2 separate regions of the Mus musculus genome follow, and region 2 is linked to region 1. The links are chromatin loops, found by intact Hi-C in ENCODE. Cell type or tissue: left cerebral cortex. All regions are shown on one strand. Links, peaks and the distances in the headings refer to the core of each region. The heading gives the core; the rest is flanking DNA. Region 1 holds the start of Rtca (RNA 3'-terminal phosphate cyclase). Region 2 overlaps Mfsd14a (major facilitator superfamily domain containing 14A).

Region 1 (2,816 bases), core at 202-2,701:
CATCAAAACGTGTGCCATCAGACTGCCTATACCCCACTCTATGACAGTTACAAAAGCAATGGCCAGAAAACAAGTGTGATGTCTTCCAACAGGAGAACTTTGTCTGGGGCTTTTGATTTCATTCAATGACCACCCCGTGACACCAGTACTACCTAAATTATGTACTCCTCATCCCTAAATTCCCACCTTGAGGCCTCAACCCACACAAAATGTGATCATTTAAACAGGCCTTTTAAAGGTACAATCAACATAAGGGAGGCTATTAGGGGGTGCGGTAATACAATTTGACTGCTATTCTTATGAAAAGAGAGGGTGAGATTAGAGGAACAGGGATGTAGTTCAGTGGGTAGAGGGCGTGCACAGTGTGGAGGAGGCCTTAGGTTTTATTTCCAGAACCACATAAACTGGGCATGGTGGCACACAGCTGTAATTATAGCATCTGAGAGGTGGAAACAGGAGAATCGAAAGTTCAAGGTTATTCACCCTAGCAGAGAAGTTCCGGATTACCCTGGACTAGATGATATCTTGCAAGAACAATTAACAATAAACCTACCATGACAAGAACATGGACAAGCTACCCTGTTTCAAGGCGTCCTAAGGACAACTAGCGGCCTGCCCTATGGACAGAAACGGAGAGCAAAGGCCGCACTCTTAATTGCCGCCCGGGCCTCCTCCCCCCTAGAACCCGGGCTCCGATCTCCGGGCTCCCAGGCCCCCTACCCAAACTCCCCGCCCGCCCGCCCGCCCGCAGTACCTGAGGCCCGGCGTGCTGCGGCCCGCGCGGATCTTCTGCACGCGCAAGGGTAGGCCCAGGAGGCAGCTCAGGGCGGTGGAGACCCTGAGGATCTGGCCGCCCTGTAGAGAGCACCGGGGTGGAGAAATGACAGAGGTTGAATGGAGGCCCCCGCCGCCACGGCTCGCCCCGGCCCCTAGCAGTCCCACACTCACCCCTTCCATGATCCCACCGTCCACCTCCACCCGCTGGCCCTCCATGGCGGGCGCCTCTGAGCCCGGCCGGCAGCGACCACGTCCCTGCTGCAACCGGCAAAAGACGAGGCGCCCGCAAGCCCGCAGGCCTGATAGTGCGCTTCCGGGCCGAGCTCGCCGGAAGGAGAAAGAACCCGCGCCTCCCGGGAAACTGTTGCTGTGGAAACGAATTCCCCAGGGGACCCTGCCGGCAGCTGTACGCATGCGCTCCACCCAGCGCTCAGAGAGGCCGCGCGGGGCGTTGTGCGACTGTGTACCCAAACTAGCAGGGAACTGGGCTGGCCACAAGGGGGTGACACAGCAAAACCTTCAGGCTCCAGAAGCCCTTTCCCCCCAACAGGTACATTCTTCAGTTATCCCCCAGGCTGGTATTTTATTTTCCCAATCATGTGTAAGCACTGCCTTCTCCAGCATCCTCGGGTACCTCAAAGACTGGGAAATGAGGCTGAATTGTGTGATGAAACATCACTGTCGCCTAATTTCGATACTGTACTAACACAGTATTTTGGAAGCATGTAGATTACTTAAATCAATCTGGAACGTGCTCCAAGATGTGAATGGTTACTTGAAATGTTACCGTCAGAGCCTGGCCCCTGGCAGGCCTTAACAAAGTAGGCTCAGCCAACACCTTCTCAGTAGCCAAGCCAAGAAATAAGTATTAATGGAAGGCAGAAAGAAGAGATCTGTTACGTGTGGTCCCATTGGGAAGAGAAAAAAATAAATAAATAAACCTAGTCTATCTTCAGGGTTCTGATGGAAAGCTTAGGTTTAAGTAGAGAGCAACAGTGATTCACATGCAAGCAGTCCTAATCTAGGTGTGGTCCAGGCCAACACTGACCTGCCATCGACTCAATCTCTTCTGCAAAGTGGTCTAGCAGATTTTAGAACTGTAAAATCTCTTCCTGGGGCTGGCGAGATGGCTCAGTGGTTAAGAGCGCCGACTGTTCTTTCAAAGGTCCTGAGTTCAAATCCCAGCAACCACATGGTGCCTCACAACCATCCGTAACGAAATCTGATGCCCTCTTCTGGGGTATCTGAGGACAGCTACAGTGTACTTACATATAATAAATAAATAAATCTTTTTTTAAAAAAAAATCTCTTCTTGGATGACAAACTTGCCCCCCGGCTGGCTCGGGAACTCCGGCTTTTCCCATGGCCTAGCATGAGACTCAGAGAAACTTCCTTGTCTCATGGTCCGCTAAACCAAAGGGAGAGGCACAAACCCATTATAGTGTACAGAAGATGGTTTAGCGGCCTAAGAACCTAAAAAAAGGAGATACCAGTGATATAATTTTACAGACAGGAAATAATAAGACATTGAAGCAAGGCTGCTGTGCGAATATACATGTTGTACTTTTTAAAAATTATTATTATGTGAATGGGCATAATGTGTACACATTCATCTGTACACAGAGGCCTGAAGAGGGTATCGAATTCCCTGTGACTGGAATTCCAGAGGATTGTGAGCCACCAATCACACGGGTGAGAATCTGACCTGGGTCCTATGGAAGAGCAGCCATCTTCCCTGTGGTACCTTGATTATCATACATATTAGATTCCTATTACATAAATATAACACCCTCTGAAGAAAGCTAATCCTTTTTGTTTTTATTAATCACAGTGCTGGAGGCTGATGTCGAGGTTTGATGCATGCCAAATAAACACTGTACCAAACAGCTATAGTCTCGACCCCAGCTTATGCTTTCTAAAGCCGAACTCCTGCTGTTACTTGGGTGGTAGAAGGAAGTGGACAAGATAGAAGTATGAGGTAGAAACTGTCCAAAAAGCTGTAAGTGATATTGTAACCTGCATTGAAGGAGTGAGTATAG
Region 2 (2,816 bases), core at 159-2,658, 130 kb after region 1:
TTCCAGGCCAGGCTCACGAGGTCAGCACTGTTTTGGACTCTGGGTTAAGTTCACACACACCACATGTCTATGACGTTGGGACAAAGGTGTGTTGTGGAGCTGGAAAAGGATCGGGAAGCAGGTGGTAGTGGGCTGACAAATTATATCATACAAATAAAACTTCCAAAGAATATAGAAGAATTATAACATCCCAACATTTATACCTACCAAGGTTCGGAACCAAAGCCGTACCATGCCAGCTGCAATATTTGAAATCCCAGACCCAGTAAGATGGTGTTCTTATTTCCAATTGACCTCATGAGTAAACTCAAGACTATGGTCTGAAAGACAAACACAGTTATCACAAAAGAGTTTTGTTTTTCCTCTCTTTTAAAAAACTTGCATTTATTTATTTTCAGGAACTGATTTTCTCCCTGATGGCAAGTACCTTTACCTACAGAGCCATCTTGCTGGCCCATGTCACAAAGTCTTTAAAAAGAGACAAGAAAAAGTGTTTCTTTCCTCTAATGAAGTAGCTTTTAACCCACGTGCAGAGTCAGCGCTAGAAAGCTCCAGTCACACTTTCTATCTCCTTACTTAACACCTACAGAGGCCCACACTGACAAACACCTCCGGGCTCCTGATGGAGAGGACCATCATCTAACAGCCTGAAGGAAATCCAAAGCCACGTGAGCCCTGTGGTGCTCTGAATGAGAACGGCCCCCTTCAATCATCTGTTTTCAATACTTGGCCCCAATATTGGTGGAACTGTTTGAAAAATATTAGGTATGGCCTTGTTGGAGGGGGATGCCACTGGATGTGGGCTTTGGGACCTCAAACACCCCACTGTTCTCAGCACTCTGCTCCTGCATGTGGACCAATCAAGCTCTCAGTACTGCTTCAGCATCAGCCTATTTAGCAGATGCCATGTCCCCACCAGCTTCTATGTTCTGGAACTGTTAACCACAGACTCAACTTTCTATAAATTGGCATGGTCATAGTGTCTCATCACAGAAATACAAAAGAAACAAAGATATACCTCAATGCTATCCTATGGCCGCATAAACTTCATCTAAGCCTGCTGTTGAAATTGTGAGGATTCTATGAACTATGAAGTAAGATTCAGGCAATTTATATTTAAGAGCACAGAGTTTGTAAAGACATGATGGGCACAATCTTTGAGATCTTGGATGAATCCACTTCAGTTTTTTTCTTACCAAGTAGAACTAACAGCAGCAAGTTCAGAATTCAATACTGGATGATGAAATGAATCATATGAAGTGCTTAGAGTTGTGCCTAGCACATAGGAAGCATCTCATAAATGGCTTTATCGGTAGATGGACATTCCCATTGTTCTAACGTACATGAAATTCAGCAGGGATTAGGTAGGGCATCAAAACTAACTTTGCTACTCTAACTACTGTGGAACATGCGCACAAAATGACTAAGTCTGTAGAAGCGGTACCCAAATCACTCTCATTACTTCCTGACACATCAGATAATTAGAATGAAAGTTGAAATTTAATCATTTAACTTTTTATGAGGTTTGGTGACAAAAGCAAAACTTCTTTTACAGCTAGGTGTGTGGTGACTCAGGTCTCTAGCCTGAGGCTAGTCAGGAGAACTGACCTATGTTTGAGGCCAGCCTAGGCTACAGCTGAGTTCTAGGTTAGCATGAGTTAGAATCTCTGAGTCCTTGCCTCAAAAAAAGATTCCTAGAAGGATTTTCAAATGAGAACCCATGACCACTGGACCAGACTCCTAGAAACATCTGAAGACTCAGCTTTCTTCTCTAAGACTCTGGTAGAAGTGCACAGCATACAGGACAAAGTCCCTGGGCCTGTCCACCTTGTGGGATTAGACTCTGGTAGCCACGCCACAAAATGCCCCACCCAGTAGCTTGCCAGGATAAGATCAATTCACGGGGAAAAAAAAAAAACTGGATAAAGCTAGTATTTCACATGTATGAGAAAATTTCAACTTTTATTTCCTCTAATAAGATTTTGGGTATGCTCCATCCACTTCCTTATACTGTGGGTAGACAGTATTACACGTGACAACTTACATATTAGGACGACTAGAATTTGTAAACTCCAAACTGCTAAGTCTTAGAGCTATAAATCCAGCATCCCACAAGAACTTGTGAAACTTGTTTGTCATAAGGAGTCACTTCCCTTGCCTCTGGCAAAGGGACAAGTGGCTCACTGGCCTCCTGGCTCCTCAGTCCTATTCACAAGTATCCTGTGCCCTCCTTTCTCTCCTCCTCACACCCACTGCCTCCTAGTCTCTCGTTAGTCCCGATTCCTAGCCTCTGCCCTGGTCTCTTCCAAACGCCCTTGGCTGTTCTCTCGTACCTGCAATAAAGACTTTCTCCTAGTGAATAGTCATAGTTTCTTCACTACACCCTCTTACGTTCTGGGAAAGTGCACTCAAGGCCATCCCTAAACATAGTACTTACACCTCAAAAGTCCTGCTTCCTCTTAAGACTCTAGGGCAGTGGCTCTCAGCCTCATGTTGTGCTGATCCCCAACCTTATCCATCTGTTTTTGTTGCTACTTTATAACTTTAATCTTGCTGCTATAACTTATAATGTAAACAGCTGATCTGTGACCCCATGGGGTCATGGCCCACGCGCTGAGAGCCTCTGCTCTAGGGGCTCACAGGGTAGAAAGCAGGCCCTCGGCATTGGTGCCCCCAGAGTGATATGCCCTGCTAAAAGACAATCACCTTGATGAAATCCCCTCAGCCTGAGGCAGGCACCCAGCTGAAGGGCCAGCTCTGGGCACAAGCGTGCACTCTTCCGGGATGTGAGGCTCAGGAAGCTGACACTTCCCAAA

Evidence for each region. Hi-C counts contacts between places; a loop is a spot of excess contacts. Peaks named below come from ENCODE experiments on the same cell type or tissue, not always from the same donor. Only the 100,000 strongest peaks of a DNase experiment are listed, where the experiment ranks them.
Region 2: a loop joins it to region 1, with 3 times the contacts of the local background. A loop is called at or near these places in 1 of 42 quality-filtered maps.

Annotation. Positions count from the first base shown.
Region 1 is chr3:116,506,997-116,509,812 of GRCm38, forward strand. It overlaps Rtca (RNA 3'-terminal phosphate cyclase), which reads right to left and starts at 1,179. Exons shown (of 11, transcript NM_025517.3): 1 at 949-1,179; 2 at 755-855. The coding sequence starts at 993. In left cerebral cortex, for the core only: a CTCF peak has its summit at 1,257 (motif pointing right); a DNase peak (open chromatin) is centred at 1,189; H3K4me3 peaks cover 1,429 bases; H3K27ac peaks cover 1,038 bases.
Region 2 is chr3:116,636,071-116,638,886 of GRCm38, forward strand. It overlaps Mfsd14a (major facilitator superfamily domain containing 14A), which reads right to left. Exons shown (of 12, transcript NM_008246.2): 9 at 208-320. Among named protein-coding and RNA genes, the nearest start is that of Trmt13, 23 kb to the left of the region's middle. In left cerebral cortex, for the core only: no CTCF peak of the experiment used is centred there; no DNase peak of the experiment used is centred there; H3K27ac peaks cover 304 bases.